Linked DNA regions of Homo sapiens: region 1 is linked to region 2. The links are chromatin loops, found by intact Hi-C in ENCODE. Cell type or tissue: PC-9. All regions are shown on one strand. Each heading gives the region's core, and the rest is flanking DNA. Links, peaks and the distances in the headings are about the cores only. Region 1 overlaps ULK4 (unc-51 like kinase 4). Region 2 overlaps ULK4 (unc-51 like kinase 4).

Region 1 (16,053 bases), core at 2,758-10,757, 120 kb after region 2:
TAAGTGAAGGATTTAATGCGCATGCACACACACACACACACACACACACACACACACACACACACAAGTTAACTGTGTTTGAAGGGTGGGGGCAGAGGGTAGAGAAATATGTGAGGAAACAAACTGAAGAATTCAGTTCTACAATGGTATCTACGTGACCATGAAGGTGTCAAAATCAACTTTTTCTTTACTTCATAATATCTAAGTACAGTTTTTATTTCTAAATTCATTACTTTTATTCATTATTACAGGCAATTCACAACTCATGATTGACTGCTATCTAAAATTTTGCCTTTAGGGTTAGTTGTTGGAAATTTGAAAAACATTTTCACATCAAACTCTCTGCTGGGTTATGCTGTGGATGCCCACATAATTTGTTATCTAAAAGCAGTCACTATTGCTTGGGTCAAATGCTAAATGGGACAGAACACTGGAAACAGGCATGAGCTGGGGTACAAGAAACACCTCCTCCCTATACCAAATCGCCAGTGCTTCAGTGAGAGGGGCAGGGGTGGGAGATGGGAAAGTTAAGGAGGGAAGGATGGAACCATGTGTCTGCTCCACAGCAGCTTCTAGGGAAAGCCACTGCCTGGCAAAACCTGATACTGCTCCTTGCACCATAAGCTAATTGTCTTCCTAACTGGCTCCTCTTCTGGGGACCTTTCTGCAGAAAGAAAGGGACGGAGGATTTCCTTCTCCTAAAGTCAACAAGCAGCTCACCTAAGGATCCTTCTAAGACACAGTTTCCCAAATGGGAGCAATTTTGCCACCCAGAGGACATATGTCAATGTGTAGAGACAATTTTGGTTGTCATAACTGAAGGGAGACGGAGTGGGGCTACCAGCATCTACTGAGTAGAGGTCAGGGTTTCTGCTAAACATCCCAGAATGCACGGGACAGCCCCATAACAAAGAATTGTCCATCCCAAAATGCCTTTAGTGCCAAGGTTGAGAAACCTTGCACTGAAGGTTTGTACTACCAGTTGCAACAAATAATCAGGCAAGAAGAAAGTAGGCTGAGGGATAGGTGTGGACCAGGAAGGAAAGAGAATAATAAAGAAAAACGCCAAGAAAGTCAACAAAGGGAAGGGATTTCCTATGTTCATCCTGCCAGGGTAGGGGGGTTCTGAATGGTTATTTCATGTGAGGAACACATATGAGCCAAGCACTGTAAACGAGGCCTCTTTATATAAGGAATTACCAAGTAAATTTAAAAGGAGCTTTTTTCAAAAGCTGCCAGAACTGACCGTGGAGCGATAGTCTTTCAATAAAATAGGATACTGTATTATTGCTTCAAAAGCTGACAATGTGATCTTGATAAATTCTTCTGATGCTGTCAGTCCTAGAAATACAGTTAATTATTATAGGTGTTTATTTACATGTTCTAAATCATAATATCAAAGTACCTCAAACAAAGACACAAAATGTTCCAGGGTCTACTCACCTATGGCTCCATCTATGTTCGTTTCTCCTGAGTCTACAGATTTAATATGACTCTGAAAAAAAATAAATTTTTAATAAATAGAGTTTCAAAGTAACTCTGAAATAAAATATAGGTAGTTTACATTTTGCCCAAAACTGTACCTATTGTTTTTAATAACTCATAGACAGTATTAAATACTCTATACATATTATATTATTATAGTTACAAAAGTATATTAAATAATATACATAAAGTCTAAACAATAATCTCTTTTTTTTTTTGAGACAGCGTTTTGTTCTTGTTGCCCAGGCTGGAGTGCAGTGGCCCGATCTCGGCTCACCAAAACCTCTGCCTTCCAGGTTCAAGTGATTCTCCCACCTCAGCCTCCTGAGTATCTGGGATTACAGGCATGTGCCACCACGCCTGGCTAATTTTGTATTTTTAGTAGAGATGGGGTTTCTCATGTTGGTCACGCTGGTCTCAAACTCCCGACCTCAGGTGGTCCACCTGCCTCGGCCTCCCAAAGAATCATTTTTAAATATACAAATCACTATCAATGAGATTTAATGTTGGAATAAAGTCAATGTTAACATAAGCATTTACGAAAGTGAGAATAATATAACTGATACATAACCATGTCCAATAATACACCACAATTACTTGCTCGCCATATCAGAAGAGAGTTCGAATGGCACCTAACCAGGGAAAACAGTCATCTCAAAGGAAGGTCAATCAAGCTTTAGCTACCCTGAGTACAAACTGTGTCAAGATAGTAGTTTCGCTCTCAAGGCCTGTCTTCAAATTTCGCCACTGTTTTGAGTTCCTCCTAGATACCTCTTATTCCAACCCCCTTATCTGCGCTCCCATGCACCATGCTAGTGCCTCCTTTGCCGGATGACTCCCATTGCTGTTTGAGAGGAAGGCCTTAGTAGCTCGGCTGTGAGCTCTGAGGCCTCAGCTCCCCAGATGAATGAGCTTCCTGGTCTCTGGCCAAATGCTCTGGACAGAAAAGGTACTCCATGACAATGAAACAATCACTGCCATGCTAGGCAGAGCACCCATGTTACTGACAGCAAGAACGCTGCAACGGAGTTCTTGCCACTAATAAACAAAATAATATATATATATTTATATATATATTTAATATATATATTTATATATATTAAATATATATAATTAAATATATATTAAACAAAATAACATATATTATTTTATATATGGTAACAAATAGCAAATAAAACATAAGATGACCTCGGAACTAAAAAGTAACTAAGTATAAGCGATTAGCCCACAGTAGAAATTGGTCTAACATAGGCCAAGCGCAGTGGCTCACACCTGTAATCCCAGCACTTTGGGAGGCCAAGGCGGGCAGATTACTTGAGGTCAGGAGTTCGAGACCAGCCTGGCCAACACGGTGAAACCCCGTCTCAATTAAAAATACAAAAATTAGCCAGGCATGGTGGCACACGCCTGTAATCCCAGCTACTCAGGAGGCTGAGGCAGGAGAATTGCTTGAGCCCAGGAAGCGGAGGTTGTAGTGAGCCAAGATCATGCCACTGCAGTCCAGCCTGGCCGACAGAGCGAGACTCTGTCTCAAAAAAAAAAAAAAAAAAAATATGTGTGTGTGTGTGTGTGTGTGTGTGTGTGTGTGTGTGTGTATATATATATAGAGAGAGAGAGAGAATAGAATCTATGTAACATATACAAAAGAACATAGGTATGTATTTTGTGTTACAAAGAAAACCCTTAAACCCACTACTCAAGTTAAGAACTAAGACATTTCCAATTGGTTGTATAAACTCCCCCATCCCATCTGCCTACCTCACTTCCAGAGATAACCACTATCATGTATTTATCATTTTCTTGGTTTTCTTAAAATAGTTTTAACACATATACATGTGTCCCTAAATAGTATATTGTTTGTGTATTTTTGAATCTTACTGAAATTATACCAAGCTATACATAGTTCATACAAACAGAAGAGTAACCATTAAAATGCTAGAAAACATAAGACCTGAAATTGCAAAACAACTAGAGAAAAACAAAGGGGTAAACCTCCATGACATTGGTCTGGGCAATAATTTTTTTAGATCGGACCCAAACACACAAGCAACAAAAGCAAAAGTAGACAAATGGGATTACATCAACATAAAAAGCTTCTGCACCCTGAAGGAAACAACAGAGTGAAGAGACAACTTACGGAATGGGAAAAAAATATTTGTAAACCACATATCTATGAGGGGGTGAATATGCAAAATATATAAAGAACTCAACTCAATAGTAAGAAGGCAAATAACCCAATGTTTTCAAATGGTCAGGCCAGGTGAAGTGGCTCACACCTACAATCCCAGCACTGTGAGAGGCCAAATCAGGAGGATAATCTGAGGCCAGGAGTTTGAGACCAGCTTGGGCAACATAGCAAGACTGTCTCCGCAGAAAAATAAAAAATTAGCCAAGCATGGTGGCATGCACCTGTAGCCTTAGCTACTCAGAGGCTGAGGTGGAGGATCACTCGGGCCCAGGAGATCAAGGCTGCAGTGGGCTATGACGGTATCCCTGCACTCCAGCCTGGGTGACAGGGCAAGACCTTGTCTCCAAAAAAAGAAAAAAAAAAAAGTCAAAGGATTGAATAGACATTACTCGAAAGAAGATATACAAATGGTCAATAGGTATATGAAAAAATGCTCAACATCACTAACCAGGGAAAGGAAAATTAAAACTATAATGAGATATCACTTCACATCCATAAGAATGGCTATTATCAAAAAGATAAAAGATAACAAGGACCAGTGAGGATGTATAGAAAAGGGAACTCTTGCACACTGTCGGTGGGAATGTAAACTAGTACAGCCATTATGAAAAATACTATGAAAATTCTTCAAAAAAATTAAAAATATAAGTACCATATGATTAAGCAATCCAACTACTGAAATAAATACATATACATATATATATATATTTCCAAAGGAAATTAAATCAGTATGTTGAAGAAATATCTGCACTCCCATGTTCACTGCAGCTTTCTTCACAATAGTCAAGATATAGAATCAACTCAACTGTCCATCAACAGATGAACGGATTTTTTAAATGTGGCAAATATACACGATGGAATTGTTTTAAAAAGGAAATCCTGTCATTTGTGGCAACATGGATAAACCTAGAGAACATTATGTAAGTGAAAGGAGCCAGGCACAGAAAGACAAATATCATGTGGTCTCACTTACAGGTGGGAACTAAAAAAGTTGAACTCAGAAGTAGAGAAGAGATGGCAGTTACCAGGGACTGGGGGTAGGGGAAAGACATTGGTCAAAGGACACAAAATTTTGATTATATAGAGGGAATAAGGTATCAAGAGATCTAAAGTAAAGATCTGGGATTACACGCCTATAATCCCAGCTACTTGGGAGGCTGAGGAATGAGAATTGCTGGAACCCACGAAACAGAGGTTGCAGTAGGTGAGTATAGTTAATAAAGATGTAGTCCTGAAAATTGGTAATAGATTTCAAGTTTTCTCACCACAAAAACAAATATGTGAAGTAACAGATATGTTTATTAGCTCAATTTAGCCATTCCACAATGTACACATATTTCAAAACAATCTGTTGTACACAATAAATGTATACAATTCTTATTCATCAATTTAAAATTAAATTTTAAAATGTTTTTAAAAAGAATGTTTTAAAGTTATAGGAAAATACTTAAATGCAACCTATGTTTTTTAAAGGTAGAATACAAATCTATGGATACAGAAGGTCTCAACCATATTTATTTGTGTATGTCACATACATGTTATAGATACATAAACAATTGTTTCTACAATACAAATGCATCTATATGAATGGAAAACGTAAGAAAACAACAATATGTTAACAATGGTTGTCTCCTAGTGTAGAGTTACAGATAATTTTATTTTCTTCAAATTTCACTACACTTTTCCACATTTTCTTTAATAAGCATGAATTATAATTTAAATAAATAAGCATAAATTACCTTTAAAATAAGAAAAAAAAACTTAAAGACATTTATTGTCTAGGTTATAAAGAAAATCAGAAAGCCTATAAAATGCAAGCCCTTTAAAAAGTGAAAACAGAGGACATCTTCAATTCTTTTTTGGTCTACAAATAAACAAAATGGACTTTAAAATGGAGTTTGTTTGGTTTTGTTTTGTTTTTTGAGACAGAGTCTCGCTCTGTCACCAGGCTGGAGTGCACTGGCATGATCTCGGTTCACTGCAACCTCCGCCTCCCGGGTTCAAGAGATTTGCTTGCCTCAGCCTTCCAAGTAGCTGGGACTACAGGCGCGCGCCACCACGCCCAGTTAATTTTTGTACTTTTAGTAGAGATGGGGTTTCACCATGTTGGCCAGGATGGTCTCAATCTCCTGACCTCATAATCTGCCTGCCTCGGACTCCCAAAGTGCTGGAATTACAGGCGTGAGCCACCATGCCTGGCCGAGTTAATTTTTAAAAGCAGCAATGTATGCTTTTCATGATAATTTTATTAAAATTATTTCACATAATTCCAAAATGGACACATAACTTTTATCGAATAAAATATAAATTTGATGTTGAATAAGAAACTCAGAGAGAGAGATCTTTTGACTTAAACACATGTACGTAAATGTCTACGGATTACTAAGTAAAGAAGACACAGAGTAGTGTACGTAACAACAATCCCTTCTGTGTAATTCTCTTAAAAATATACACATAATACACAAATGCTGGTGATGTGAACAATAATTTTTGTGGAAGAGATCACAGGAAAGGACAAGCACTGCTTCCTTTGGGAACCTGAGGAGGTATGCTTCACTGCCTTTTCTGCCTTTCTCTTCCCTTGCGACTTTTTAACCACTCACATGTACTGTCTTTTTCACATATATATATATAAATAAAGCTTGTCTAAATGCTGAAATTATTATTAATTATTTATTATGAAGAATTATGGGCTTATTTTATTTCCTACCTTATACTTCCCCTATTTAATTTTTTAAAAATTCCCACAAATTTTTCATTCATTTACCAATTTCAATATTTTTTGATATATTTCTTCCTTCTCATTCTCAGTGTAATAGGGAGTAATGAGGTGAGAGTGAGGACGGGGTAGTAGGCATTGGAGATTCAAGGAGAAAGGAACATATAGTCATTGGCTGATGTGAATTTTAAGAGAGACCTGTCATTTGCACTGTTTCCCCCTCCCCTGCCCCCAGCCATATTTAGCCACTCAAAGCAGGGCTAGGGTAGGTGGAGACTTAAATTTAACTAGCATTAAGATTTGTCAGAGAACCGGACGTGGTGGCTCATGCCTATAATCCCAGCACTTTGGGAGGCTGAGGCAGGCGGATCACTTGAGGTCAGGAGTTTGAGACCAGCATGGCCAACATGGTGAAACCCCATCTCTACAAAAACTACAAAAATTAGCCATGAGTGGTGGCACACGCCTGTAATCCCAGCTACTTGGGAGGCTGAGGAATGAGAATTGCTGGAACCCACGAAACAGAGGTTGCAGTGAGCCGAGATCGCTCCGCTGCACAAGCCTGGGAGACACAGGGAGACTCTTGTCTCAAAAAAAAAAAAAAAAAGATTGTGACTAATGCTGGACCAGGCATTCTAGGTGGAGTAAAGAGAAAGTGAAAAAGCAGAGCCCTGGCAGGGCAGGATGGTGAGCAGAAAGCAGGTAGGAACAATTAAGTCTCACAGGAGCTGAAGGGTTGTGGGAGTTGGGGAGGAGAGGAAATGAGCTGAAAATCAGGGGTGGTGGGCCGACAAGCGGATGCTGACAGTAAGGTCAAGTGTTTGACCATGGGAGCAGGCAGCTGATGGGAAGACAGACAAGCTCTTGGGGAGAGAAGCAGCCAGGGAGCTGCAAGGCTGAGGCACTGGAAGGATCCTTCAGAGGGATATCAAATTCCCCACCAATGATGCAAGAGAGGCAAGGAGAGGCTCTTGGTGAGCCAAGTGCTAAAGGAATGCTGAGGAACAAAGGCCAATGACCCAGAAATCTGCAGATGACCACAACACAGGGGGTGACACAATATCTTCTCATGGTGCAAACTTCAAAGATGGGAGTTTCAGCAGGGGAGCAAAAAAGACCACCCACCCTGAGCTAGGTCTGCTGGCTAGGGGGTGTGAAGCAGTGTGTGCCAGCGCTCTCAATATCATTCAGTGATCCCCAACAGGGGCTGAAAAAAAGCTCCTACAGCAAACTGGGATACAAATTCATGATATGTTAAAGGAAAAAAGACAAGAATATCTAGGTGGCAACAAATAAGTAAATATATACTATCATGTTTTCAAAAATACAAGAGTGCACTAGCTCTGGCTTTTCTGCAGCTGAAGCCAATATCTATCAATAAACCAGCATTCCTGTACATAAAAATCTACAGAGGGCAGGAAGTATAACCTTTCATAGTTATTTTTTGTAGAAAACTATAACCACCACAAGCCATCATACTTTCATAAACTAATGAGGCCAGAACTTAAACACAACAAAGTCTGCTTCCTCTGATCATTAATCAAATGCATTTTCAAAAGGACATAGGAAATATAGTGAATGTTAGGTTAATACACATCATGAGCTCTTGAAAATATTTCCTTAATTTACTACTTCCTGTTTCCCAGCCCAATTCAATGGAGGACCAAAAGAAGCATGGTATTCACCACAGAACTTCCCCAGAGACTAGACTGCTGAAACCTGGAGAGGGAGCTGAGTAAGACAACAGGCTGCTTCTGCCAATAAGAAGTGAAAATAGCAATTATCAGCTGGGTAGTCCTCTTTTTCCAGGAGTGTTTCAAAGCTTGATAATGGTTTAAAATTACTCTGCTGAATTGTTTCCAAATGCTAGTCTCTTTAAAATATAAGGTGACCAAAACTTCATTTTCCTTGGGGGAAAAAAATTTACAAAAAATTAATTCTTGTATTTATGCCTCCATATATAAGAAGTATCCTGAATTTTTGTACCAAAAAAACAAAAAATGTCTGTAGGTCAAATAGGCAAACCATGCCCTAGTGCCATTATAAAAATGAAGTCAATGGGAAGCACAGTTCCAATCCCCGCTTCTCCAGTCTGCTCCTTAAGAACCCTTCTAATGCACAGAGATCACACTAACCCTGGCTGCTATCTCCACACCCACCCCAAGGCAGGCCAGCAGCTCATGAAGAGCTGCCTCAGGGGAAGCCAAGAAGTTCTTGGCTTGCTGCTACTGGATACAGCTTCTAAAAGTGGACTAAGCTTGAATATCCCAATTAAATCATATCTTTAAAATATGAAAGGACAATATGCCTGCCATAAGACAATAGCTACTGCATGAGATACATTTTGAGAAATACTGAAAATAATATTTATCTCCAGATGTACCAGTAAGTCTTTCAAAACACAATGCTGGGAGAGGTGGCTCATGCCTATAATCCCAGCACTTTGGGAGGCCAAGGTGGGTGGATTACTTGAGTCCAGGAGTTCAAGACCAGCTCAGGAAAGATGGTGAAACCTCATCTCTTCGAAAAATTTTTAAAAATTAGCCAGGCATGGTGGCACACACCTATAGTTCCAGCTACATCTGAGGCTGAGGAGGTAGGATTGCTTGCGCCTGGGAGGCGGAGGTTGCAGTGAGCCTGATTGTGCCACTGCACTCCAGCCTGGGTGACAGAGCAAGACCCTGTCTCGAAAAAAGAAAAAAAGCAAAAAAACAAGCAAAAAAAAAAATCCACAATGCTAAGTATGTAAATATGAATGGACTACTTCCCTATGTCACCAGAACCAAATAAGCACTATGCTCCGGACAATTTCACATAATTGTTCTGTGGATTGGGCTACAGAACGTTCATAACTATGCATCCCCACCACTACCACCAAAAAAAAGAAAAAAAAAAGCCCTCTCAAATAGTTTAGGAAGCCTTTGCCTAAAAAAAAATTAAAAATTATTTTAAAGCAGAAAACTCAAAGGGCTTTAATATGCTAATTTGCAATGTACATTTCTAAGGGTCTGTAGAATGTTGGATGAGTAGACTAGACCTCATAGCAGCAGTAAGGCACTGTAACTTGAGTAACATTTTTGCTATCTTCTGGAAAAATTATGAATTCATAGAAGCAACATTCAACTCTCAACAATTCACAATAATGTGCACAAGAACTGTATGGATAACTAAATCCAGGTCCTGAATTTTAGTCAATAATTCTCTCCCTTTGCTAGTATTTCATCAGTGCCATTAACACTGAGTATACAAAAGGTGAACACACAGTTAAGGCCAACAAACAAACACAATAAGAAAAATAATTCAAGAATTCTGGGACTGGGCATGATTCAAACTACGAAAATAGACTGAAGAGAGGCAAAAGACTTTCATTTTATTTCCCTAAACTTCCTCTAATTGGGTGATACCATCAAGAAAAAAACTGCTAAAATTTTTTCAGTATCTTAATGATCTCTACACCAGCCAAGTTATTTTCCATTTCCTAAAGGTGCCTATATTGAAAAGACCCAACAGAATACCCATAGAAAAGTCTTTATGGACACACTCAGTGTGGCCTCCTCCCTTGTCTCTGAACACAGAATTACAAGGAGCAGACGAGTTCTCCCCAATATACATAGAATTTCTGAAAGTCCAAAAAGACTTTTCTGTTGGAAAATCTTGGTAATTCTTTAAAAACCTAAAGCATACTCAGTTAATGTAGGCAGAAGAAAATACTACACATGAAAAAAAAAGACAGGGAGAAAGAACACAAGACAATTATACCTATCCCAAACAAACACTGTGCCAAAATAATCCAAGGTGGGTTACCATAAAAAAATTACTAATTTCAGGCATCAATATGCCAACGCAATGGAATTGTAAATAGAAAAATCATAGTCATGTTAAAATGATGCCTATGCTGTACTTAAAAACAGGTAAAAAGATGGTGGTAAATAAAAATTCTCATAATTTGCAAATTCATAAATGTGGTACCAAAATTATAGACTTTCTGGAATTCAAGATTCAAAGTACTCAAATGATAAAAATCTGAAATTGAGCACAAAGGGACCTTTACTGCATTGCTTCCTAAAAATCAGCAACAGTCACTCAACATTTATACTTATAAACATCATACTTCACCCTATGATGAACTTTCTAGAAAACCATATCCTCACTTGTTGTGGCAATCTTTTTTTAAAAAAATTCCAAACTAACAATAAAATTGAGATGCTGACCTCATTTTAACTAGTTACCTCTATGGCATTTTGAAAATCTCTGTTCAGTTTATTATTAATATCAAAGTAAGACTGGAGAAGCTCTGTGACAAATGTTTTAGCTTTCCCTCTGTATTTCCCTCCTCATTTTATCAACCATATATACTGTAACTACTACTAGCAAGGGAAAAAGATAACATAATTCATGAGCTAAACAAAAAGAATTTTTGTGAGCAAAAACAGAAGTGAAAGATAATGCAATAACTTTTCATTTCTACTTGTATCCTCAAAATTAAAGAAAAAGCTAAACTGAGCTTAACATAGAGAAATGCCATCATAAGAAGAGACACTGTGGGGGCTGGGTCAGGAGAATCGCTTGAACCCAGGAGGCGGAGGTTGCAGTGAGCCAAGATCGCACCACTGCACTCCAGCCTGGGCAACAGAGCGAGACTCTGTCTTTAAAAAAAAAAAAGAAACTGCACATGATTGGACAATATAAGCCGAAGTAAATAATAATGATACTATATTCCCAGCATTCCATTTTCACCAGTTTTATTATATTTTTTCATGATGTTTAATACCAAAATCTATGAAAGTGTTTCTGTGGACATATTTACCCTATTTGGGCTGTCTCTGAACAAAATACATTATCAGGAGAGAATGTGTTTTCTCCAAATGTCAAATTTTATTACAGTCAACAGATAAAAATATTAAAAGGTCACTTCCCTAGAGACAAATAAATACCAACAGGATTTTTAAATTACCTCATTCTGACATCAAATTCTACAAACAGTAGAGGAAGTCACAATTTTATTAGAAACAAGGAAAATTTCGTGTTACTCACAAGAATAGTTCCATAGCTGAAAAGAAACTCTTCTGTCACAACTTGAGGTCGAAATACCTGTGTGATGAGAGTTTCTACAGATTAAATTCTGGAAGCTATGTACAACGTTAGCTCAATAAAAAAAAAATGTTTTGAGTTGAGGATTCTCAGCTCCAGTTTACAAAGAGAAGAGGCAAATTTATATCCTTTTCCTCCTCAATACAATAGTACCTGTGAAGTTACGAGGTGAAGCACTACAGGCATCAGGGGGAGACACAACTTCAGCTGTTTCACTTGAACTGTTGATGGGTGTTTACGTCCAGAAACATTAGCCAAGGAGTTAAGAATGTCACCTGTGAAGCACAGCCCAGAGCATATGTGGAGGTTAAAAACCACAAATACTTAGGAGCCACTGGTCATTGCTTGAATACCCATGGGACTTCTAAGGTAATTAATCTCCAAATAAAATAAGCAGATATACTTATTCACAAGTACTGAAATTACAACAGACACTTATGGCCTCCGGGGACAGAATGTGATATTCTGCAAAGACACTATAAATAAACTTAACGTCTCATTTGGAAATGAAAAATAAAATTTAATAAATTATTATAATAGAGTAATAGCTTTAGAATTTTTTTTTTGTATTTTCCAAATTTCAATCATGAGCACTTGTTGCTTTTGCAAACAAGAAAAAATATTTAAAATAATAAATGGGCCAGGCGCAGTGGCTCATGCCTGTAATCCTAGCACTTTGGGAGGCCGAGGTGGGCAGATCACGAGGTCAGGAGATCGAGACCATCCTGGCCAAAATAGTGAAACCCCATCTCTAATAAAAACACAAAAATTAGCCTGGGCATGATGGTGTGCGCCTGTAGTCCCAGCTACTTGGGAGGCTGAGGCAGGAGAATCACTTGAATCTGGGAGGTGAAGGTTGCAGTGAGCTGAGATAGTGCCACTGCACTCCAGCCTGGGCGACAGAGCAAGACTCTGTCTCACAAAATAATAATAATAATAATAATAATAATAATAATAATAATAAGTGAACGAATTACAGAACACGACTTACAACTATCAAAAAAAAGAGAATAGGTTGGAGGTAAAAAGAGGTCAATTCCCAAAACTTCTCATTGGATGATAAATCTAACAATAAATAAAACTTGCTTTGTGGACATCAGAATCTTATCGCCATACCCTAAAACAGGATAAGTCCGGTAATAAAGAATTTAGCTACCAACTGACCAAATTATAGCCTTCAGGTTTGAGGTAAAAAAGCTTACAATCCGAAATAAATTTTGAGAGGCTCTATTTTCAGTCATCAACAGGCAAAAATAATCTCCTAAAGCATCAGTAAGGGGCAAAAAAGTTGCTGTCAGTTAGCCTTGAAGACATTTTCATTACTTTGATTTAATGTTCTGAATTCCTGAAACTAAGTACCCTCTACTATAATAGCTTGGATCAAATTTAACATTCTAAACATTTCTGGTTTATAGCTACATCTGCTGGAAAAGCATGGAATGGGATTTAAGCTACACATACATGCTCCCAAGGTTATTTTAATTTCTGCAAATAACAATGAAATAAGGTATTTCTTTAGCTGTAATAAACATCCTTTGCAAATCATTATTAGATGTTTTATCTTAAGATAAATTTTTCAAACCAAAGAAAGTTTCAAACTTTGAACTTTAAATGAATATCAAAATTCCTTAATATCACATTTTAATATTCAAAATTAAAATCCATGCATTTTTATTCTCATTTATTGTGGGAGTTAAAAAATGATTATATGGCAGTAGAAAATGGAAAGACAGATAACAAAGGCTGAGAAGGGTGAATGGATGTGGAGGGATGAGGAAAAAAAGTGGGTCAAAGGGTATGAACATACAGTAAAATAGAAGAAATAAATTCAGTGTTTGATAGCAGAGCAGGGTGATTATAGTTAACAAAAATGTATTATAGGTGGGTGACGGACACCCTAAATACCCTGGCTTGATCACTATGCATTTTATACATATAACAAAATTTCTCATATACCCAATACATTTGTATAAATAAAAGAAAATCTTGTTTCAGCAAGGGAAAAAAAATAAATAAAATCTATTCAAAGTTTTTTTAACAATAAATAAATTTGTGCTCTAATTTCAAGAGAAAATTCTTTTCTTCTGATTTAGGCAAAAAAAAACTTACGAAAAGTTACCCCCAAATACTAGCATAAGTCCAATTTTAAGCAATTAAACCGCTTTTCTTTTGTATATTTTCTAAAATGGCCAGTTTACCTCGGATCACACCTTAATGTGGCATTGTCTCATCATGCCTCATCATGTCATTGATGCAAAATAATTACAAAAACAGATAAAGCAAATTTAAATCTTGAAACTACATATTCGTTAAAAAGTGTCTGCATTTGCCTTCAAGAACAGACAAGTAAGAATAAAAAAGAACTGATGCCTAAAAGCCAAGTCTTAGAAACGTAAAAGCAGAAATGGGGCCTGAGGATGAGACTCCAATTTACCCAGGATTCGTGGCAGCTCCTGCACAATGTGACAGATGAGAAGATCCAGGCATTTGGACAGGTATTCATTGCCACTTTGCTGCTCCTTGCCTGGAGTGGTCTTTCTGCTGTCTCTCTCGATGTACATCACCAGTCTACATACAGGAAAGTGCAAAGATTACCTCTCATGATAAAACACTTGATAGCATCTATCCAAAAATGCCGCCAAGGCAAGTGTTTCCAGAGGGCACCCTCCCAATCATATTGACGTTTAGATTTGTAGCAACTTGTCGGGCACAATTTTTGCCTCAGAAAACTCAAAACATCTATAAAGAAAGAAAATAAAGCAACTTCAGATCTCTCTGCTAATATCCTGATTCCATTTGCCTTGGCGAATGGAAACGAACAATATTCTCCAGGTGATAAATGAAAGACAAAGAGATGTCTGGACAGAAGAGGGCTCTTTATGTTTCAAAGGTTCAAAGTAAAGCCACAAGTTAACTGCATATTTGTTTATCATTAGTATTCAATTTGCTTGGGACCCTAGATAATTCACATGAATTTCAATTGTCTCATCCAAAGAAAATGTTTCATTTTAACACTGGGTTATACAGATGGCAGACAATATCTAAATATCTGGCTTTTACGTGTCTCTTTATCTACTAGTTTTATGATACCTGCCTTTTAAAGCTAACTTATTTCTTCTTTCAAACTACTGGCATTCTTTAAACATTCATTTCTGAACCAACCACTTCCAACCCGGAACTAGGGAGTCTACTGGACCATCACCTTAGACATTTAAGGTGTTACTACAAACTTTTAGGTCCTCTCCACATTTTCTCCCCTTTGCTGGACCTACTAGTCATTTTCTCAAGTTCCCATTCCCCCCAACTCCCTACAGGGCAACAAGTCCACTGATTTCACCATGCAAAAGGCCCTGTAAGGCAGTCTCCCTGGTTACCATCATCCATCTATCCATTTCTGTTATTCTCACCCATCCACCCAACTTTTACTTCTCAGGAAGAACTTCCAACCAATTTCCATTGTAAATTGGAGTTTTATACATAATATACATATATACATAAAATGTATTGAAATCTTGATACTTAGCATTTATGTGGCTCTCTCAATAGACTTATGCATGCATTTGCGTTTCCATGTATTACTATTTGCACCCCATCACGTGAGGATGAACCCAAATCAGGAAGTTAGCCTTGATTCTGTATCAGTTAGCATCTTCTGTTCTAGTCAACAATTATGTGGCTAGAGCCATAATCACTGTTCAACCTACTTGTTCTTCAATCACCTTCAATCTGGCTTTCTCTCTCATCACTATCTCTAAAGTCACATGACATCAAATCCAATGGGCCTTCATCTGCCTTCAACTACACAAGTCAACAGCATTCAATACTGTTGCCACTCCTGCCGTTCCTCTATCATAACCTCATCCTTTATTAGCTTTCTTCTCCAGTTTCTCTGGTTGTTCCTTCTCTGTGTCTTTTGCTGGTTCATGCTCTTAAATGCTGAAGTCTATCAAGACTGAGTTCTAGGCCCACAACTATCCTCTAACTGTTTAACACAGGCTATCTCATTCCTACCAATGATTTAAATTACCACTTATCTATACAGATATCTTCCAATTACATATCTGCAGCTCAAATACGGTATCTAAGTTATATGCCAATATATTCAACTGTTGACTTGACATCTGATTTTATCTGTCTTAAAGAGGTTCAAACTCTGTATATCCAAAATAAAAATCATCATCTCACCAAACCTGGTTGTCTTCCAGAGCACAATATCCTACTGTATAGTATCACTCTCTACCTTATTAAACAAACCAGAAAACTAGGAGAGTCATCCTTAACACCTCCTTTTCTCTCATTTCCCATATTAAGTCAATCACTAAATATTCTTCCAACTCTTTCACTTCTCCACTCCAAACCAATAGCAAGCTACCATATTTCCTTCTCCTGGACTATTACAATAGGCTTCTAGCTAACTAGTCCATCTGCTTCTACTCTGCCACTCTAATCCTTGCACACTCTACATCTAAACTAATCTTGTCCATCAGGTCACTCCCCTATTTAAAACCCTTCCATGGCATCTCATTGTTCTTCACATAGGAGTTCTTAAAACTCCCTATCATGAACTTCA
Region 2 (16,053 bases), core at 4,418-12,417:
GTGCTGGGATTACAGGCGTGAGCCACCGCGCCCGGCCTGGAACTAATATTTTTTGCTAAGAGTGAGTCAAAAGACCTGCTGACCCGCATGTTGGAGAGACGTGCACAGACAGCAGCTCTGTTGCTGCCCTTGTGTTTTCCTGGCATGCCATTACCCAAAGACAGGGAGCAGAAAAGCAAGTGCAATCTTTCCCTTTCACTCTAACTCCAGGCACTTCAAGGCATTTCTTGACTCATGGAGCACACGTGTGAGGACTGCTTTCTTGCTGCCATACTCCCACCTGGCCACCCACTCAAAGTACACAGAGTAACGGTGTCACAGCCTCTTTTGCATGTGAATTTCGATTAGCTGCTAATGACTAGATGTGCCATCCCCTCAGGCTGACTGGCTGGTACAGAATCCTTCTGCCGCTGTGCATGACAACAGACAAGCGGCTGTCATGAGCTTGTATTTATAGGGGTTGAGCACAGAGGGGGTGCTGGTCTTTAGGAGACGTCCCTGAGCTTCAGGAACATCCATACATCATTCTGCACCATTCTGATATCATTATTAGCCAATCTTATTAGATAATCTTAGAATCTTATCTCTCAGGGCACAAATAACAAGTTAAACCAATTATTTATTTTTTTTTTTTTAAAAAAACCTGTTTGGGAGGCATAAGAAATCATCTATATATTGAAATTTGGATAGTTTCATTTCCCCATACTCTGTGGTTCAACACAATGTAGGCTCTACTACATCAGGGCTAGGGACACCCCCAGAGAGAAAAATGCCAACAGCAACGACTCTGAACCACGGCATCCAAATCACTGTCACCAGATCCATTAAGGACAGAAAAAGAGGTAAAACTTTAGGCAGATGGAAACATGTTGTGTAAAACCATACGAGTGACAAGCCCTGTCCTTATAGCAACTAGAGCAGCCAGTTGCATCACTGTGCATCAGCTGCCTCATCCGGGTGCACAGCTGGGAGCCCGACCCAGAAGCAAGCAGCAGGGAAGGGCACTGCAGCCTCCAGATGCACACAAGGATGCCGGGAGAGAAGTGATCTTCTGAAGACTCAAGCTAACCTCCAAGGCCCTTTTCTGCCCTAACATTCTTTGATGCTAAACCCAATGCTGTATTTTTCCAAATTACTCCCAGGAAAGACCACACAGGGAGAATATTTGAATCAGAGGTTAAATAATGTCAAATTTTAACAATTCCTAAGCTTTATGACTACATTCAAACAAAACAGTTCTGCACAATGTCAGTTTTATTTGTGGATTAAGGCAAAGATCATTCAAATACAAGTTTTAGCACAAGACTGGCATCCCCCATTCACCCTTTCCCAGAATATACACTAATCAACCCAAGAACAATATAAAATTGTAACATATAGCAAGAAAAAAAAATCCTCAGAAGCCTATCTTTCTTCACTCCCCCAAGGAATCCTATATACCAGAATCTAGCTAAGTTACCATAAAGTCCAACTTCATCACACAAATATTGGCCAGGGTAGGTGGGTGGGGAGGCAGGCAGAGAGTACGTTTACCTTCTCAATCATAGGGTTTTGCCATATAGAATGGAAAAAACAGAGGACCCATTTGGACACAATGAATGGATTATAGCTAAGCTCCAACATAAAAATAACAAGAGGTTTTAATGAGAACTTGTATACATTTAAAACACAAACATATATACACATAGATCTCCAATAAACCCTTTACAAAATAATATGTGAACAATTTGTTGGTTTTTCATCATTTTGAATAGTCTTCCCTGCTAACATCCTTGTATCACAGAAAATAGACTATTTTGAAAAAAGTTAAAAAAAATAATCTCCACTGCACACAATTGAATGTCATTTCTTTGACAATCTATATGAACAGCAGGCTAGGCCAGGCCCACCCCAGGTCCTTACACTGGTCCCAAACCTACACCCAGACATGAGCCATTTGGGAGTTTCCCATCCAGGGCATGGTAGGTCAGACAAACGCAACAGGCTAAGGAGCAGTGCCATGTGCTAATCAAGGCATACCAGGAGAGAGGCTAGAGTGAGCTGAGAGGTATTAGGAAGGAGATGCAAATGATCTGGGCCAGAAGAACCAGCAGACTCGGAGAGGTCATGAACTTGGAGAGGAGCAAAGACTGTGGCTGCACAGATGAGATGAGACAAAGGTCTTGCGGTTGAGTGAAATGGGAAGTGACAAAGGCACACTGAGGCTTATTACTGTGAGCACCTGGCTAGAACTTCTGCAATGAACACTTAATCTTGGTGATAGGATTTAGCTGTGTCCCCACCCAAATCTCATCTTGAATTGTAGTGCCCATAATTCCCACGTGTTTTGGGAGGGACCCAGTGGGAGATAATTGAATCATGGGGGTAATTTCCCCATACTGTTCTCATAGTAGTGAATATGTCTCATAAGATCTGAAGGTTTTGTAAGGAGAAACCGCTTTCGTTTGGTCCTCTGATTCTCCCTTCTCTGCTGTTATGTAAGATGTGTCTTTCGCCTTCTGCCATGATTGTAAGACTTCCCCAGCCATGTGGAACTGTGAGTCCATTAAACCTCTTTTTCTTTATAAATTACCCAGTCTTGGGTATGTGTTTATCAGCAACGTGAAAACAGACTAATACACTCGGTTAATAAGTACCTAGGATATTAATTTCTTTTGAATTCGGGGGATTAAAAACAAACTAGAAATACACTGTCATTATAAATCAGAGATATCACCTATATTATGTCTGCATAGAGCAAGCAGAAGCAGAGGTACGTCAGCCTCATGGTCAGCCCCATAGAGCCTATGCTGCCAGCTTCCTGGAGCTCTTCAACTCATCTCTGAGGAGGCCTTCATCACCTTGCTTTCTGCTTTCACACGGCCCTGTTGGCTTCTGGGCATTGATTTCAAACTGAACCAAAATAACTAGGCTCTACCTCTCTGGTTGGAAAGGCCAGCACCCTCTCCCTAGTTACAATAAACCAGGGGAAATATTTTCTGGAAGTTTTTAAAGTGTGTGGATTCTTAACTACTCCTATTTCTCAAGTGCTACAAAACATAAAAGGTTAGTACTATTACTGATTCTATTATTGTCTACAAATATGATTTAGTTGTAGATATGCCTGAAGGCAAAGGGATAACTAGATGCATTCTTAAGAACCCTCTGAGCCTCTGCACTTTAGAAACATTCATCAATAAGTCTTACTTTTGTTTTCAACTTTAGAATCAAACTTCTTTTTTGTGAAAGCTCTTAGGTAATGATATTTATGGCTTTCAAGAGATGGGGTGGGAGAGGGAATATATGAAATTCTGAATGTGAGACACTGATATCAAACAGCAGAAATGAAAGAACAGAGTACTATTAGCTATTTTTGTTTTTTAATGGAACTCACAGGCTTCTATATGCTCCCCAGAAATGCCTCAGAGCTGCGGTGTGGCAGGAAGCCTAAATGAGGTCTCAGAAAAGATAATGGAGCTTTAATGATGGAAATAGTAAGAAAATTAAATCTAATCATGTTCCATTAAACATGCTCTTAGCTCCCATTTTTACTAAATTATTTTATTATGAGTTTGCCTCTCTCTATTGAAATAACCTTTTACGGCAATTTGATTTGCAAGCATAAATAAGTCTCATTTATTTTCCACTATGAATCTCTGTGGGATTAATAAGAGATGGATCATCTAAAATTTTACCCATTCTGCTATCAGGAAGTAACCATTCAGAGGGATGAATACTTCGTTTTATATTTATATTTGTAAGGAAAGCATTATACTATAATTATAGTCTCACTCAACAGTAACATATTACCTGCCAGGGAGATGATGTTAGGCCAGGAAGCTCCTTCTATACCAGCCTCTCAAAAGGGCAGCCAGAATCATGCACACCTCAGGTATGGATCTGTCCTATGCTCCCAGTCACCTCACCTCCTCAGGCCATGGCCTCCTCATGCTCATCCTCCACTCCCACTCTTCGATGGACTTTTACCATGTTTGGAGTGCTTTGTTATAATTGACCAGAACTGCTTGACTATTTGCTTCTAACAGGATGCTCTTGCAAAGCCATCTAGATGTGGATCCTAGGGTATGGCATGGTGAATTGTAAACAATCATGCAATCTGTCAAAAGGTACACAAATGTGGGATGGAGCAGAGGAAGACAGAAATGGCTACAGCTCTGGTCTCTGCAGAGAACAGAAGCACCTGTCATATATGCAGACAGTGTTTTAAAGATTCTTTCCAAAACCTATTTGCTTCCAAAAAGTGTCATGATGAGAAGGCTAGAAGTCTAACTGAAATCACAATTCACTAATTAAGTGGTTCTCTGGGCCAAATCTTGATTGAGTCTATTAGAAACTGGAGGACTTAATGAGAAAAACCTCTGATTTATAAAGAATGGTATCAGTGGGAGAAGAGATTGGGAGAAGATTATACAAAGACCAGACATGAATCAATCCCTGTCTTCTAACTTTGTATTAAGATCTAAAGAGAGAAAAATAATATAAAGGATAAATTAATGAAGCAATTCTGAACTATGGATCATAACATTTAGTGAAGATATAATAACTTTTTTCTTTTGAGAAAGAGTCTCACTCTGTCACCCAAGCTGGAGTGCGGTGGTGTGCGCTCAGCTCTCTGCAACCTCCACCTCCCAAGCTCAAGTGACCCCCCTGCCTCAGCCTCCCAAGTAGCTGGTACCATAGGTGCATGCCACTATGCTCAGCTAATTAATTAATTAGTAGAGATGAGGTCTCACTATATTGCCCAGTGATCTTCAACCCCTGGGCTGAAGTGATCCTCCTTCCTTGATCTCCCAAAGTGCTGGGATTAGAGACATGAGCTACCATGCCTGGCCAAGAAATAACTATTAATATGTACATACCAAATAACACAGCAACAACTTTCATAAACAAGAGATGTGGGAAGAAATTTGCAAAAACACACTAAAAATAGGGTACTTTATTCACTTCCCTCAATCTAAGACAGATGACGCAGAAAAATTAGTAAAGATAAGATTTGAACAACATACTCAAGATATACATAATGTCAAATTCTAACTCATATAAACAGAATAACCAAGAACAATCTTCAAGTACACACAGGGAACTTATTAAAAGTAACAATAGCTAACAACCAATCTGAAGAAGAAGTAAAGAAAACATTTCCATTTACAATAGCATCAAAAAGAATAAAATATTTAGAAATAACCCTAACCAAGGAGGCAAAAGACTTGTACACAAAAAACTATAAAACACTGCCAAAATCAAAGATACAAGAAATCAAAGATACAAAGAAATGGGAAGATATCCTGTGTTCATAGATCAAAAGATGTAATATTGCTCAAATGTCCACACTACTCAAAGTGATCTACCAGATTCAATGCAATCTCTATAAAAATTCCAATGGCATGTTTTTGTAGAAATAGAAAAAAAAATCCTAAAATTCATATGAATTCTCAAAAGACCTAAAAAAGCCAAAAAATCTTGAAAAAGATGTACAAACTTCTCCAAGTTTTCTCACACTCACTGATTTCAAAACATACTACAAAACAACAGTAATCAAGACAGTACTGTACTGGCATAAACACAGACATATAAACCAATGGAACGAAACAGAGAGCCCAGAAATAAACCTGCGCATATATGGCCAATCTTTGACAAGTTGCCAAGCTCACACAATGGGAAAATGAGATACTCTTTTCAACAAATGGCACTGGGGGAAACTGGATGTCCACATGCAAACAAATGAAGTTGAACTTTTACCTTATACCATATACAAAAATAAACTCAAAATGGATTAAAGACATAAATGTAAGCTCTAAAACGATAAAACTTCTAGAAGAAAACATAGAGGAAAGCTTTGGGACATTGAATTTGGCAATGATTTCTGTTATATGACACCAAAAGCACAAGCAACAAAATAAAAAGCAGATAAATGAGACCACATCAAATTTTAAAACTTTCATTCATCAAACCAAACAATCAACAGAGAGAAAAGACAACCTATGAAATGAGAGAAAATTTGTGCAAATCGTACTTCTGATGAGGGGTTACTATCTACATTGTATAAAAAACTCCTATATTTCAATAACAACAACAAAATTAAAAATAGACAAGGACTTGAATAGACAATTCTCTAAAGATGAAATACAAATTGCCAACAAGCAGATGAAAAGATGCTCAGCATCACTAATTATAAGAGAAATGCAAATCAAAACCGCAATGATATATCAGCTCACACCTATTAGGATGGCCACTATAAAAAAAACACAAATGGTGAGGACGGGCAGAAACTGGAACCCCTGTACACTGTTAGTGGGAATGTAAAATGGTGTAACCATTATGGAAAACAGTATGGAGGTTACTCAAAACATTTAAAGTAAAGTTTTCATTTGATCTAGCAATCACACTTCTGGGTATATATCCAAAAGAATTCAAAATAGGATCTCAAAGAGAGAATTGCCCATTCATGTTCACTGCTGCATTACTCACAGTAGCTAAGATATGGAATCAACTTGAGTGTCCATCAATGAATGGCTAGGGAAAATATGTTCTATATGCACATTGGAATAATATTCTCTTTAAAAAAGAAGGAAGTGTTGTTATTTGCAACAACATGGATGAATCTCAAGGACATTATGCTAAGTGAAATAAGCCAGTCACAAAAGGAAAAATGCTGTATGATTCCATTTCATAAAGTGTGTAAAGTAGTCAAAATCCTAGAAACAGAAAGTAGACAGGTGACTGCAAAGAGATTAAGGGAGGGAAGAGGGTTGAAAACAATGTTTAACGGAAACATAGTTTCAGTTTTACAAGATGAAACAAGTTCTAGAGATTCATTGTATAACAATGTGAATATACTTAATGTTAATAAACTTCACATTTAAAAATTGTTAAAATGGTAAATTTAATGTTATGTGGTTTTTGCCACAATAGAAAGATACTAAGAAAAAAATTGGTCACAGAATATGTTAAATGACATATGAGAATGTAGTCTGTGGGAAGAACTGCAGGAAAAACTATTTTTGTTTCTTCAATATCAGAAAGAAAGAAAAAGAAGGAAAAGATGAAAAGAACTTAAAAGATGTACTATCAATGTGAATTTATTCAAATTAACTGTAAAAAATCATTTAAAAGACATTGAAAATTTGAACATTGACTGGATATTTGATAGTATTAATAAATTATTAATACTTAGGGGCAAAAAACACACCACCACCAGCCATTTATTATCTTAGTTTCTGTAGGTCAGAATTCAAGGCAGGCTCAACGGGTTCTCTACGTAGGGTCTCACAATACTAAAATCAAAGTGTCAGCTAGGCAGCACTCTTATTTAGAGGCTCCATGGAAGAATCCTCTTCTAAGCTCATCCAGATTGCTAACAGAATTCAGTTGATTGTGGTTGTAAGACTGAAGTGTCTGTTCTCTTACTGGCTGCTGGATGAAAACCACTATCAACTCCTAAAAGCCACTCTCAGGTCCTTGCTCCCTGGACCCTTCCATTCCAAACAGAATTCTCTGGCATTCATTCCTTCTCATATTTTGAGTATCTCTGATTTCCTATTCTGCAACCAACTGAAGAAACTACTTTTCTTTTAAAAGCTCATGTCATGAGGTTAGGCCCACCTGCATAATCTCCCTATCTTAAGGTCAACTAATTAGTAATTTAATTAAGTCTGCAAACTCCCTTTTGGCATGTAGTGGGGATAGAGCTCCTGGGTGACATATTAGAATTCTGACTGCCAGACTGATAAAATGCATTGAGGTTGAATTTGACTCCATGTAGATATATAGCTTTGAAATACTGAGAAAGAACTATTACCTTATAGGTAATCAGAAAAAAGCTATGAAATATTCATTTGGTACCTTAGTTCCCTCAATTCCCAGTAGCCTTTATCTACTTGATTGTAACTAGATAAAGTCACATGAAGGCAAAGGCTAAATACTATTTATCTTGGTAGTCCTAGCACCTATGACCTAGCACAATACCAGTGCTTAATAATATTACTATATGAATTGAAAACTGAAAACAGCACGATGCTCTTGTAAGTGTTGTTCATGTCACAGATAAAAGCTTTAAAATTAAATCTTTTTTAAATATCGGTTAATTAGCACTTATAATTTTTTAGCATTTAATAGAATTTCCTCCAGTTTTTAAGTTGAAGACAATTGAAAAGTGATCTTCTGTTATTTTCTTTATAACAGATGACAATATATGATGAACAAAAGATTAAAATAATAATTAGTTTAAATACAGCTTAAGTCAGGAGCACTAATTATACAAAGACACTAGAAGTTCTTTTATCCACAAGATTGCTGTTGAAATCAGGCTTTGGCCAGATTTAAGGACATCTGAGCAGACAGGCTTCAGGATGCCAGTGAAAGGTGCCACAATAGAACTGCAAACAAAAGAAGCAGGTGGTGAGGGAAAACAAAACAAAACAAAACACCACAATGAAAGGAGCAAAAAGCAGGAGAAACATAGATACATAGATTATCTGACTGACAGTACATTTCATTTAATACATGATCCTCTGTAGAATGCAATTAATATATACTTTTTGGAACCTAAAAATATGTACTTGCATACAAACTTGCCTATATAACTTGATTTTTCAAAATTACATTCAATTCAAAGATAAAACGATTATGCTTTGAATTTTCAAATTTTCACAGAAAAATTATGACAAAATCATGGTGTTTGAAGCTAAAAGAAACTATGGGACTGAGTTTACCACTCTGAACTTTTATCTATGGGCAAACTGAGGATCTGAGAAGAACAGGCAACCAAAGAGTGGCAAGAGAGGCCCAGGTCTCCTGTCTGCTAGCCATTCTAGCCTGGCTGTACATCACACAACCTCTGCATCTACCAAATAGCAGGACAAGTGCACAGACCCATTTTAATAACAAGACCTTATTCCCTAATGCATAAAGCTTATTTTATAATGTGATTTATACCAATAGACACAAATAATAATAATTTATGTTGATATATGAACTTTAAAAACACAAAAACTTAAGGTTACAGTTGACAAATTGGGCATCCAGTCATTTAAATAAATTTAGGTATGACAGTCATATATTTTAAGCCATGGTAATAAAGAAAACAAAATCAATGAAGTACTGAGGTCAATATTTTTTAAGATGGTCCTAAGACTCAATCGCTATTTCCATTTAGCAAGTTCTCATTGAGCAGTATGTGTCCAGTGCCAGCTAGTGTTGTTGATGTTCAGCCACATGGTCCCTGCCTTTTGTTATTAACATTCTGGAAGGAGAATGAGACATGTCATAAAATGGATATTCTTGGACTTCACCTTCCAGCCATGAGGGATTAAGAGGATATGCAATTACCCTACCTCTGTCAAACACTAGAAAATTAGACAAATATTAAAAAAAAAAATAACTTAGCACAGGACTATGATCTCTAAAAGAGAAAAAAATAAGTGAGGTGAACCTACCACTGACCAGGTGTTCTACTATGAGGCAGTTTTCAGACAGAGACACAGTGAGCGGGAACCTATACAGAGTCCAGCAATCTAGATTAGTTAAGGAGAAGGCAAACAGAGTTTGAGGTGGTAGAATTCCAGAGAGAAGAGAGTTACACAGAGAAAAATAACATGGGAAATCTGTACAAAGGTTCCAGTGGATTTTTGAAATCAATCTGCATATGCACAGGAAAAAACACCACAAAGGCCAGGCCAAAAAAAAAAAAAAAAAAAAATCCTAAGAAATGAGTTACTAGGTAGGAGTAAGAGAAACAATTCCCAGAGCTCACAGAAGGCCAGGGAATCACTGGAGTTCTCACCAGCCAGACCACAGAGGTCATGTTGAATATATAGTGCCTTTTGTAAAAATAATTCAGAATGGCAATGCCTTAGAAACAGAACAGCCTTACTCCTAAAATAAAGGCACTTCTAAATATGCCTTAAAAAAGCTTTAAAGCAAACCCCTAAAAAGTTAAAATAATCTAAAAGTAACTTTATTGCCTACCAGAAAAAAATCCAACACTCTTTAGAAAAATCGATATGACAGACTTAATGCAAAATATACAATGTCAGAAATGAAATATTGCTACACAAAAGAAGAAATGCAAGAATGGGACTCATAAAAAGAAAAATCAGTCAAAAAAATAAAGACCAGAAATGACAAATAGTCCAAGTTCAAACAAAAAAGCTAAAATTTCTATTATAAAGACACACAATAAGCTCAAGAGTGCAGAGGAAAATGAATAGAATGAGATAAAGAGATGTTTTAAAGAACCAAATGCAAGGTTTTTTTTGTTTTTTTTTTAAGACAGAGTTTCTCTCTGTCACCCAGGCTGGAGTACAGTGGCGCGATCTCGGCTCACTGTAACCTCCGCCTCCCGGATTCACGCCATTCTCCTGCCTCAGCCACCCAAGTAGCTGGGACTACAGGCGCCTGCCACCACGCCCAGCTAATTTTTTGTATTTTTAGTAGAGACAGGGTTTTACCCTGTTAGCCAGGATGGTCTCGCTCTCCTGACCTCATGATCCGCCTGCCTTGGCCTCCCAAAGTGCTGGGATTACAGGCATGAGCCACCGCGCCCGGCCCCCAAATGCAAGTTTTAAAAATAAAAAAGAAGGGCCTGGTGCAGTGGCTCACACCTGTAATCCCAGCACTTAGGGAGGCTGAGGCGGGTGGATCACCTGAGGCCAGGAGTTCAAGAGTAGCCTGACCAATATGGTAAAACCCCGTCTCTACTAAAAATACAAAAAAAAAAAAAAAAAAAAAAAAATTAGCCGGGCATGGTGGTGTACGCCTGTAGTTCCAGCAACTTGGGTGGCTGAGACAGGAGAATTGTTCGAACCTGGGAGGCAGAGGCTGCAGTGAGCCAAGATCACGCCACTGCACTCCAGCCTGGGCAACAGAGAGGGACTCTGTCTCAAACAAACAAACAAACAAAAAAACAAATACATCTTAAATAACAATTTCACTAGATTGGATTACCAACAAATTAGACACAACAGACAAAAAGGCCAGTGAACTTGAAGACCTCGCAATACAGTATATCCAAAACTAGGTACAGAAAGAAAAAAAAAAAAACTCTGAAAAATGAAATAAACAGAGGCTCAGTGTCTTATGGGATCATATCAAGCAGCCTAACATACATGTAATTGAGGATAAAATAGGCTAAGAGGAAAGGGGAAAAAAAGCTTTTTGAAGAAACGATGGTTGAAGAATTTTTTATTTGAAGAAAATCATAATTCCACAGATTCAAGAGCTTAATAAACCACAGATGGATAAACATTCACAAACACACATATGTACACACACACCCTCCACACACCAAGACTAATCATAATCAGATTGCTGACAATCAGAAAAGAGAGGAAAATCTTAAAAGGGGAAAAAAAAGATATTACATAGAAAAGAACAAGTATAAAAATGACAGCAGACTTATTAGTAACTGTGCAAGCCAGAAGACAATGAAAAGCAACTTTGAAGTATTAAAAGAAAAATTAACAAACTAAAAATTGTAATCAGTGAATATATCTTTCAAAGATGAAGGTGAAATAAAAACTTTTTCAGCAAACAAAAGTGGAAAGAATTCTTTACCAGTATCTCTGCATGGAAAAAAAAGAAGTGGAGGGTAGGGAAAGTTTTTCAGACAAATTTTTTTTAAAAGATGAAAGTTGAATAGAGTCTAAACGGGATGTCCAATCTTTTGGCTTCCCTGGGCCACACTGGAAGAAGAATTGTCTGGGGCCACAAATAAAATACACTACCGATAACTGATGAGCTTAAAAAAAAAAAAGCCCATGCATAAATCTCATAATGTTTTAAGAAAGTTAACGAATTTGTGTTGGGCCACATTCAAAGCTGTCCTGGGCCGCAGGTTAGACAAGCTGGATTTAGACAAAGGAATGAAGGTCTCCTAAGGCAGTTAATATGAGTAAATATTTTAACTTATTTTTATATTTAAATTTCTTTAACTGGATAAGGTTAAAATAACGTATGATCAGATTCACAACATATGTATAAGTAAAACGTGTTATGTGGTAAATATTTGGCCATAAGAATAAAGATAATTGTTCTATTTAGGCAGCCCCCACGTTGCACAGTTCATGTGAGCTATTAAAATGGTCATACCAGCTGAACTGTACAAAGCCATCTCACTAATAATAGATAAAAAATTACAATTGCTCCATAATCTTTAAAATTTGTTGTCAAGGGATGCTGGAGGATCATGACGGATGGCAGGCAGGATAGACTGCAGCTCCCAGTTGGATGGACAGAACAGCATGTGGAGTCTTGCATCCGGAACTTTTGTTCCAGAACTACTGCAGGAATATATCAGAAAAGCCGAGAGAACCCACAGACCCACTGAAGGAAGCGGACTGCTCCTGCAGGAACCGGGAGACACCCCAAATACTATGAGTGCCCAAACTGTAGAAGTGGGAAACGGGGATCATCCACCCTTGAACACACACCCTCACTGGGGAACCTGAAGGTCTAAATCACAGAAGATTCTGACTTTTACCTGGAGCTGAGTCAATTTAGAGAGCTGAGTCAATTTAGAGAGCCGAGTGAAATACAGGTGTAGAGGAAGCAGCGGGAAAAGCCCTGTGGGCTCTCTGGGTCCCCTGGGTAAACCATTTCTGCCTTGCCTCACAGGGGTCCTCGGGCGGGCTGCCTAAGGTACTGGGAAAAGGCCACAGGGAGAAAGGGTGGGAAAGGGGTGAGGGATACAAGACTACAAATTGGGTGCAGCGTATACTGCTCAGGTGATGGGTGCACCAAAATCTCACAGATCACCTGAGAACTTACTCATGTAACCAAACACCACCCGTTCCTCAATAACCTATGGAAATAAAAAAATTTTTTTAAATAACAATAAAAATAAAATTTGTTGTCAAAACATTAAAAACTCTTATCAGTTATAAATGTATAGAGAAGTAAAAAATAGCAAACCTAACACTTTAGTACACTGTAATTTAAAACAGAAACATTGAGAATTAATGTGTTTTATTTATCTGTAAAACACTTATGAAGAGTAGTTAAAATGGTGTTAACCTTCTCTTTATCATATCACTTATGATACAAAGTGAGTATCTTATCTATGCCTTGGGGAACTGCCATACTCCTAAAATTTTATCCTTTGTGCTTTCAATGTTGTGAAATATCTGTGTGTGTTCTCTTAATGTCGATTTTTTTTTAAACTGATGTCACTTCCTCTGGGACATCCTCATGCTTTCTGTCACAACCACTTTCCTCACTAATGTCAACAAGCTCACCTTCACCAAGTTCCTCTGGCTGCATAGCTAGGAATTCTAGAAAGCAGCAGGTCACCATTACCACAATCAGCTATTTCTTCCCTAACTCCCCTTATATTTAATTCAGATTTCATTTCCAGTATTATCATATTTTGTTTCTTTGCTGAACTTTTATTTTTGTTGGCCAGTCTCTCAACTATCCATTTTTGTAAAAGGTCATGTGAGTTTATCACTGAGAGACAAGAAAACACAACTACCCACTTTGCTGTCTAAACAAGAGCTGATGCAAAGTGACAAATCACTGAAAGACTTTCAAAGAAGTGATGTGATAGGTCACTGATCATGATGCGCATCTCTTTAGTGATTTGTTGATTGAAGATCTACCAGGCAAGTTTCTACATTGTACAGTTACTCACCATATACCCTACACACATGCATGCACACACACACACACATATAAACACAATGAAATCTGTAACTGAAATCTGAACCATGTTGCAGGGGAACTGGAGTTATTTAACCAAACCATGGTAACTGAAATTCACGGATGCTGGAACCACACAAAGAGATGACCGGTCTATAGTTGATAGTTATATTTACATCAGTAACTACAGAGAGAGAGATACACAGAAATATATACATTAAAATAAATGCTAACTATGCATATCTCTGGGCACAGAGTCATAGCTAATTTCCATTTTCTTCTTCAGGCTTTTCTTTATATTTTAGTTTTTATACAATGATGATCTAAATGTACCACTCGTGTAAAAAGAAAAATAGCCTGGCTGGGCACAGTGGCTCACTTCTGTAATCCCAGAACTTTGAGGGGGCTGAGGTGGGCAGATCACTTGAGCTCAGAAGCTCAGACCAGCCTGGGCAACACGGTGAAACCCTGTCTCTACAAAAAATATAAAAAACTTAGCCAGGTATCACGGCATGTATCTGTAGTCCCAGCTACCGGGGTTGGGGGAAGGGGGGCTGAGGTGGGAAGATGGATTGAGCCTGGGAGGCGGAGGTTGCAGTGAGCTGAGGGAGCACCACTGCACTCCAGCCTGGGTGACAGAGCCAGACTGTGTCGAAAGAGAGAAAAGAGAGAGAGGGGAGGGAAAGGGAAAGGAAGGCAGGTGGGCAAGCAGAGTTATTTTTAAAGGCAGTAAATTTTATAAGTTATTTCTTAGATGTTATTTCCTGGCATAGAACATATAATTTTAAATTCATGCAAACCATCAGAAAATCAAAATATGCATAGTTGCTTACTTATACACACAAGAAACAGGAAGGGCACTATGGGCTGGGCACGGCAGCTCATGTCTATAATCTCAGCACTTTGGGAGGCCAAGATGGGACGATTACTTGAGGCCAGGAGTTTGAGGCCAGCCTGAGCAACACAGTGAGACTTCCATCTCTATGAAAACATTTTTTTAATTAGCTGGGCATGGTGGCACGTGCCTACAGTTCCAGCTACTTAGGAGGCTGAGGTGGGAGGATCTCAAGCCCAGGAGTTCAAGGCAGCAGTGAGCTATGATCACACCACTGAAGTCCAGCCTGGATGACAGAATGAGACTCTATCTCTAAAAATAAAATAAAATAAAATAAAAGAAGGCCACTGTGGCTGAAGAATACAGGTGAAGGGGTGAATGGTATGAGATGGGGTGGAAGAGAGATGCGAGGGACAGAAGTGGTGCTTTATAGCCCCAGTTAGAGATTTGGATTTTCAATTGGATGTTAAGCCACTGCAGGTTTTAAGCTGAAGAGGAATATATAATTTCCATTTGTAAGAAAATCAAATCTAGCAAATCTAGCTAAATGGAACGCAAACAGCAGGGGAGATGAAAGGAGAAGCAGGGAGATGAGTCAGGCACCAGAGCAGCGCAGCTGAAACAGGATGGTGGCTTGGACTACGGTGAGAGTAATGGAGATGGAGAAAAGGAGACAAATCGAGCTATGTTTAGGAGAAGAAAGGCCGATCCCAGACTGTATTATATGGCTAGGGAGAGATATATGTCACTGAGACAGGAAAAACCTGTGGAAGAAGCAGTTTTGGTGTGTGAGAGGAAGGGCAATGAGTGCAGGATCAAAAGATCGATTTGGCTCTATAAAGTCTAAGATATTTTTAAAATACTTAGGATAGTTTTTTCAGATTAGAGATGGCACACTGATCAGAACAGATGACACACTCAAAAGGGTTTAACTGAAAATAATTTAAACAAGGGGCTCTACAGATGTGCAGGCCAGCTTCAGAGGACCTGCAAGGCGTGGTAAAGCACCCAGAGACCAGGCAGTAACCCCCTTGGGCCTGAAGTGACTTGACCTCTTCCTCTTCCTGCCCACTGATCCTGCCGCGGTCAACTTCTGGCAGAACCCAACTAGAAGCCAGTAAGCTACAGAGACCAGGTAAGATAGCTGGCTGGCCAGCCTCTCGGGGCACTGAGCAGGGTAAAAGGCACCTAGTAATCCTAGAAAAGAAGGCTAATGAAGAATTACTAATAAAAGAATATTTGAAGCTATCAGCATAGATGGATTTACTTATGCAAAGTGTGTAGTTAAAAAAGAAAAGGTGTTCCAAGACAGAGCTTTGGGGTCCTCTGAACCTTCGTGGTCAGATGCAGCTTGAGGAGTCAGCAAAGGAGACCAAGAAGTTGTACTAGGGAGGTGGGAGGGAAACTGGAGGGTGTAGTGCCACAGAAGCCAACACAGAAGAATGTCTCAACAAGTGAGGGTGGTCATTTTATTAAGAACTGTTTTCAGGCCAAGGAAGTAATAACAGAGAGTGATTAAGGGATTTGCCAATGTGATAGTCATTGGTGACATTAAAAAGTGCAATCTCAGTAAAGAAGAGAAA

Evidence for each region. Peaks named below come from ENCODE experiments on the same cell type or tissue, not always from the same donor. Only the 100,000 strongest peaks of a DNase experiment are listed, where the experiment ranks them.
Region 1: it touches region 2 in a loop (3-fold over the local background); 1 of 110 quality-filtered maps calls a loop at or near these places.

What each region holds. Positions count from the first base shown.
Region 1 is chr3:41,703,811-41,719,863 of GRCh38, forward strand. ULK4 (unc-51 like kinase 4) reads right to left here. Exons shown (of 37, transcript NM_017886.4): 23 at 13,918-14,051; 24 at 11,637-11,758; 25 at 11,427-11,483; 26 at 1,444-1,495; 27 at 1,247-1,341. Among named protein-coding and RNA genes, the nearest start is that of ULK4, 250 kb to the right of the region's middle. RefSeq lists an enhancer at 7,207-7,816. In PC-9, for the core only: no CTCF peak of the experiment used is centred there; a DNase peak (open chromatin) is centred at 7,341; H3K27ac peaks cover 1,039 bases.
Region 2 is chr3:41,579,755-41,595,807 of GRCh38, forward strand. The region is part of intron 31 of ULK4 (unc-51 like kinase 4); the gene reads right to left. Among named protein-coding and RNA genes, the nearest start is that of ULK4, 370 kb to the right of the region's middle. In PC-9, for the core only: no CTCF peak of the experiment used is centred there; no DNase peak of the experiment used is centred there.